Regions from separate parts of the Homo sapiens genome. Here region 2 is linked to region 1. Evidence: chromatin contacts called from ENCODE Hi-C or POLR2A ChIA-PET data. All regions are on one chromosome and are shown on one strand. The core of a region is the stretch at or near the end of the contact, and the rest is flanking DNA. Distances in the headings are between cores, read along the strand shown. Region 1 holds the start of MGA (MAX dimerization protein MGA). Region 2 holds the start of CHP1 (calcineurin like EF-hand protein 1).

What was found. A loop is a pair of places that touch in the nucleus more often than their neighbours do. ChIA-PET counts read pairs that join two places held with the same protein, here RNA polymerase II (POLR2A). Pooled maps may share reads with other maps.
Region 2: a loop to region 1 is called in a map of B cell, with 26 times the contacts of the local background. The contact joins the promoter of CHP1 here to the promoter of MGA in region 1. A Hi-C loop is called at or near these places in 2 of 168 maps with a recorded cell type or tissue (B cell and CD8-positive, alpha-beta T cell), 6 of 37 single-sample maps with no recorded cell type and 14 of 50 pooled maps. POLR2A ChIA-PET finds 5 or more read pairs at or near these places in 1 of 52 experiments (CD4-positive, alpha-beta T cell).

The regions. Positions count from the first base shown.
Region 1 is chr15:41,658,525-41,661,870 of GRCh38, reverse strand. It overlaps MGA (MAX dimerization protein MGA), which reads right to left and starts at 1,466. Exons shown (of 24, transcript NM_001400225.1): 1 at 1,346-1,466.
Region 2 is chr15:41,229,724-41,233,069 of GRCh38, reverse strand. CHP1 (calcineurin like EF-hand protein 1) reads right to left here and starts at 1,802. Exons shown (of 7, transcript NM_007236.5): 1 at 1,621-1,802. The coding sequence starts at 1,687. It overlaps EXD1 (exonuclease 3'-5' domain containing 1), which reads left to right and starts at 2,313. Exons shown (of 12, transcript NM_001286441.2): 1 at 2,313-2,591. RefSeq lists enhancers at 1,959-2,018, 2,039-2,108 and a silencer at 2,229-2,288.

The DNA.
Region 1 (3,346 bases), core at 217-2,716:
TGTTACCTTGGAGACTACAGAACCAGCCACCAGACCCTCCCCTGCCAACCCCCTTCCCAGCAGCCGTCACGCCGCCCCCAGGCACTTTCCCTGCAGCCTAGCCGCGGCATCGTGCCCAAAAAGAACGAACAGAGCAAGCAGTTGTTAACCAGGGACTCAGCCGCATAAGCCTGGCAAGCTCTACAACAACACGCGCGGGTGGGCTCGAGACTTCTCATGATCCACGTGTTTGCTCCGGCGAGGCGAACCTTGGGAAAGTTATCTTCCCAATAAAAGAGTGCACTTTGGTTTCTCGTGTTGGTCTGCCATCAGTAACCCCTCCTTTCAGACCTCATTTACCCGTTCCTGCTTCCACCCCGGCCAGAGAAAGAAGGCATTCCCAGGGTTCGAAAGGCAAGGCAAAAATCTGTACAGCAAGACACTACCACTTTTGCACTCCCGACCCAGTCTGAAACGATCCCTAGTTTCCCCATATTCTTCTGACACATAGATCCCTCAACTTTGGCTACTGGAGCTTTGGGGGGGCGGTGGGGGGGTGATGTTAATGTCCCAGATACCTTGCACTGAGGGCAGAGACCTACTTGACCATTTAACAGAAACGGGAAACCCCATAAACAGAACTAGGTAAAAGGCTGCCCCACAGAGGAATAAAGAAAATAACACCTGCTCTTCCCACCTGTTTTCCCCTCCCTCATTTCTGCACTTACACACCACCGGTCCTTTGTTTACCAAGTCCCCACTCCTACAGCTCACTTCCTCGCCCTCCTTTATTAAACTTGACGTCCTGCCTCAAACAATTTGGCCGGAAATTACTTGTTAGAAAAGACGTTTGCACAGGTGTCAAAACGCTGCGCCAAGTTCTCAGAAAAGCGACGCCGACACCGTTTCCCTTGGAGTTCTAGAACCACGAGACCTAGGCTCTAAACTGAAAAGCGCGTAAGCGTGGCTCTCGACCTAGAGCCCGGCGCCGGGCGAGAAGTCGTCACGCGGACCGTACCACGCGGAGCGGCACCCCACACACGCGAGGGCAGGGCCGAGCCATGGGCGCTTCTCACCCCTCCCGCCTCGTGGCCGCTCTCTCTGGCGTCGATGTTCCCAGTTAGGTAGCTGAGCGACGCGGAAGTGAGGCCGGGGACGCGCGCGAGGTGACATGCGCAGCCTCGCTCAGGGACCACAGGGGCGCGCCAAAGGCGGCCCTGCGCAAGGCCCGGCCTGGCGAGGGCGTGCGAAGCTCTCTCAGCGGAACGTTTCTCACGCCGTTCAAATACACAAGAGCTTCAAACTCTCGAAAAACTCCAATCGGGCCAGTACTAAGCGATGCCCTCCACCCAGGCCCGAGAGTTACCGTGCGGGGCGTGGCCGGCCTCACCCGGAGTCCTTCACATCCCGCTGGGGGCGGGTTATTCTGTTCGGTTCGCACACCGTGTGTCCGCTCCAGCTGAAGAGCCTGCGCGCGCGCACCGGACGTCCACGTCACCGCGCACGCGCTCCTACCCGCTCGGAGCCCGCCGCGCAGGCGCAAAAGGAGACGCGAGCAGCACCTCCCTGACCCCTCCCCCAACACCAGGAGTCCAAACGGCCCCAGAGCAGCAGCAAGACCCTTGGGACCCGCCCCCCGAGTGGAAGCCGCTGCTTTTCCGGGTCCCTGCAACCCAGAAAAGCCTACTGAAGGTTCTAGAACCAAGAAAGGCGAGGCAGGAGGGAGGCACCTAAACTCCTCAGGCTTGCACACGAAGCCTTCGTGGAAACTGTGAAACCAATGCCCGGCGGGCCTTTCTCAACTGTGCCTTTCACCCTTTCCCTAGGGCTCCTCGCCGGCTCCGCCCCGGCCGCGCCCAGCCCCACCCACACGGGGCTCCGCAGACCCCCAACCTCCACAAGCCCGTCAAATGAATCTGAGGTCTTCCACCCCGGAGTACCGGGGCTTGGACAGCTCCAGAGCATTGGGAAACCTTGAAGCCAAAGACCTTGAGAGACGGATGGTCGAGTTTACAACATCCACAACCGAAGACGACTAGGAAAATGGGGAGGAGACCGAAAGACTCAGTGCGCAGTTGGAAAGCGAAGAGTTGCCACTAAATTGCCGGATATAAAGATGAAAGATATCTTGATAAAACAGGGAAACGATGCAGGAGTGTGTTATCTAAGCTTTAGTGCCTTGATCCTGTGCATTCAATTTTTGTTTCTTCAAGACATTTAAGCTATGAGGTGCAAAGAAAGTATTAGTGAATATCTATTATGTGTCAGGCAGTTGCTGAAGTAAATCAATGGACAGTATTTCTCCTAACCTTCAAAAAGTAGTTTTCTTTCTCCTTCTCTACTCCTTACCAGCTGTTCTTTCTTCTGTGCTCCTGACACCAGTAAAAAGGAAGCGTAGTTTCTTAAAAGGCAAAAAAGAAGTAGGGAGTAGGAGAGCAGATTTTGTGGTCAATGATCCAAAACTGCCTTCTTTGATAAGAATTAGCAAGCACTGAGAACCTACTACGTGACATGCTATGTGACAATACAAAACACTATGAAGGAGAATGAGAAGACTAAGGAAGGAGTCAACAGAAGGAGGCTTATCCAACACTACTGATCTGACCTACTTTTTACTTAGGAAGGTCATATTTCTCTACACTTTGCTCTTCCTGAGGAGATATACAACAACATTGACAGAAACTGCTGGAATAGTCTGAACTAGAAAACGTGTAGGCTACTTTAGAGACTTCTGAAGGCATTCTGAAACCCCAAGTCAGGCACGGTCAGCAAGAGCATTCAAGATCCTAGGCAAAATTGAAAAGTAACAGTTTAACACCTTCCTCCTCTTCCCTGAACCCAAGAACTTCTTTCCTACAAGCTGCCCTGTCAGAATCTCCCACCTTACCAAGAATGCCTTCCTCTCAAGGATCTGAGGTTTCCTCATAAAAATTTTCCATTTTCTGGGGAAGAAGTAAATTTATGTTGATTTAGCATTAAAATATATGATCATAAGGTGTGAATGACTGGTTAACAACCATGCATCCCCAAAGAGACAAGTTAACCCAAATGATCTCTCTAACTGGGGGATCTGTGAGGACAACTTGGGAAGAAGGGGAATGGAGATTCTCTTTTGGTACTCCTTCCCTACACCAGGCAAACATATAACTAAATACTAGATACTTTAAAAAAACAAAACAAAAAAAAAACGCTGAACTTTGAAGATTCAGTACTACAGATCTCGGTGGGAGAGGAAAACTATCCATAGTTTTTCAAAGTGGAGTCCGCCTAACCTAGAGAGGTCGGGAGATGTCAAGAATCTGAGGGTCCTATGAGAACTTTTAAGTGTTTTTAGATGATATTCTAAAAATAATCATACCACCACACA
Region 2 (3,346 bases), core at 553-3,052, 430 kb after region 1:
AAAGAGCTAACTACTTTGGGTCATTCAAATCGTGAAAAGGACTGCCTTGGTAGGTGGAGAGGTTACCATCATTAAATGTCTTTACAGAGAGGCTTAAGGGCCATATTTTAGGGGAGGCTGAAAGAAGCAAACCAGTCCAGAAAGGGGTGGGGCTAGAAAACATCCCTTCCAACTTGAAAACTCCAGAAAGTTGAACTTGTCACAAAGCAGAGAACAGCACTTAAACAGGCCTGAAAAATTCTGTAGTTCCCCATAGCACTCCTCAGTACTATCTGCATATGGGCCGGAGTGAGTTACTGGTCATGTCATTATCAAAGACAAGTATGATGAAGAGACAGAGCTCAGGTGCTACATCCTTCATTAACTCAATAAGAATCATAAAGGTTTACTGAAAAGATAAAATATTGTATGCATCAATACAATTGTATCATACATTGCATTATCAAGGACTATTCAAAGTTATGATGGTATTTTACAGCGCTTCAGAATCCCGAGTCCTTTTGCTCCTTTGTTCAGACTAATGAGGAAGAGACTGGACTATAAAAAAAAAAATCAGTTCTGCAGGGCACGGTGGCTCACACCTGTAATCCCAGCACTTTGGGAGGCCGAGGTGGGTGGATCACTTGAGGTCAGGAGTTCGAGGCCAGCCGGGCCAACATAGTGAAACCCCATCTCTACCAAAAATACAAAAATTAGCCAAGCGTGGTGGCAGGCACCTGTACTCCCAGCTACCTGGGAGGCTGAGGCAGGAGAACTGCTTGAACCTGGGAGGCGGAAGTTGCAGTGTGCCGAGATCACGCCACTGCACTCCAGCCTGGTTGACAGAGGGAGACTCCGTTTCAAAAAAAAAAAAAAAAAAAATCAGTTCCTAGTACAAATTCACACGGAGATTTTTGGAGCACATCCAATTTCAATAGCGAATAAAAAAGTACACCAGCATAGTAGAAATCAATACATATATGAGATTAGGACAGCAAGTATCGTCGTGTAAGTAAAAAACTGGTGGTCACAGTATCCGTGTTTTTTCTCTAGAAGTTCAGATTGAAAGAAGTCTCACAATCCCAGACCCCTGATTGTTTAAAGGTCTCCAGGCATCGGGTCATGTCTCCCAAAGCCTTACTACACGGTCTTGCTTTCTGGGTGGTTTTCCCAATTTGTGACAAGAACTTGTTTGTAATTTCCCATAGTTGTCAGAGGTTTTAGGTCCTTACCCAGAAACGGATTTTCTACAGAATCCATCTCGAGTTCCTGAATTTGCTTCTCGGGCTTTACCTACTGTTCAGGATGCCTCTTCATAGGGAAGGGTGGTGCGAGGCAACAGAAAGGAAAGGAGTTCGGGGACTTTGATGGGCAGGGTGCAGAAAAGGGGGGCGTCGACGCTCTACGAGTGATCAAGAGTCCCGATTTTGAAGGGAAGGACAGCCCCACAGTAGCTAGAGCCCCGCTCCAGGAAGCTGCAGCTGGAAGAACAGGTCTTCCAGCTCTCGGTCCCCAAACCTGGAGGCTGCCCAGGACCCCCCAACCTCACAGGCACCCGAGCTCCAGACCTTAGCGACAGCCGCCCTTGGTTGTGAGGCCAGCCTGAGGCGCCCGGCGTTCCCACCCCCAACCCGAACTCACAGCCGGTCTCCTTCTTGATCTCCTCGAGCTCTTCGTCCCGCAGTAACGTGGAGGCCCGAGAACCCATCGCCGTGCCGGGAGCTCCTCCGGGAGCAGCGGCGCCAGAAGAGACGGCGACAGGAGGGAAGGAGGGAGGGAAGGAAGGGCTAGGGGTCAAGAAGGGAGAGGGCAGTGTTTCCACTGCGGACCCGGGAGGGAACCCAGGGGTGGTGCGCTGGGGAGGGCGGCCCCGAGGACCCGCCAATCAGGCGCGAGGCAGCGCCCGGCTCAGGAGCCAACGTCAGCGTTCGAGTTCCAGCCCCGAATGAATCAGCCCAGCTCCAGCCCAAGTCCTGCTGAAGACGGACCCCGCCCCCGGAACCGCAGCTGCCACCGGCCTTAAAGGGGCGATGCCACTCGGTCGCTAACGACGCAATTAAAAGGGCAACGTCATTGACCAACAGTTTTACAACAAACTAACCTGCGACAGGCAGCGTAGTCTACCTTTTCTCACAGGAATCGAACACTAGGAATCCTACTCGATAGGTGGCACGGATTGCGGAGAGAAACTTCGCGTGGGGGGGAACCCTAGGGTGTACCCTTCGGGGACTGCACGCGCTCTTCATCTTTCCTGGCTGCCGTCCTCCTCCCGGCCGCAGGGGGCGCTGGGGAGCCGGCCTCGGGGCCGCGTGCTGATTGGCTCCTCGGGAAACAGACGAGACTGGACGTTGGGCCGGGCGGGCGTCGCCTCTGCGGCGTGTGTCCCCGGCGTCGCGGACCTTTCTCCAGGTTTTCAGCCTGTGATTTGATAACCGCCGCCGGGTGGCGTGGAGCGTCCCGAGACTTCTTCCTTCATTGCAGCCCCTCTTCTTTTAGTTCTAGACTGAAGTTCGAGGAACGCACCACTTGGCTGAAATTAGGATCCAGATTTCCCAAACTTCCTTCGGAGGAAAAAGCCCTAACGATGGAGGACAGTGAATTCCTAGCTTATGGTCCGCCATTTATTTGAAGTTCCTTATTTTGTCTTAAAAATGAGAAATTTTGCATTTTATTCTCATGGTGTATTGTTTGTTTTGATTAAAAAGGTAGGCCTGGCACGGTGGCTCACGCCTGTAATCCCAGCACTTTGGGAGGCCGAGGTGGGCAGAACACCTGAGGTCGTGAGTTCGAGACCAGCCTGACCAATATGGAGAAACCCCATCTCTAATAAAAATACAAAATTATCCGGGTGTGGTGCCGCGTGCCTGTAATCCCAGCTACTCGGGAGGCTGAGGCAGGAGAATCGCTTGAACCCGGGAGGCGGAGGTTGCAGTGAGCCGAGATCGCGGCATTGCTCTCCAGCCTGGGTGACAGAGCAAGACTCCGTCTCAAAAAAAAAAAAAAAAAAAGGTAAAAGCCACCCGTTAAATTAGTGCCTACTCTCAGGTGAACCAGTTCTTACTGCTTCACCTGCCTTACCCCTTCACACCTGTTTGGTTAGAACACGTATAAGATAAGGAAGAACCGAATTCTGACTGCTGTTAGTACCCAAGTACCAGGATATTTTTGTCGTAGCAGGCTTTCCCAGGTCAACTTAAGTTACTAGTTTTAAGTGTTACCTAAGGCTTTACAGCTTAGCCTGAGGCCCCACACGTTCCCTGCAAGCTGAGGTTCTAGTTTGAAGAACTAGAGTTTTGTTTGTTTGTTGTTGTTGTTGTTGTTTGAGACGGAGTTTTTGCTCTTCTGCCCAGGCTGAAGTGCAAAGGCG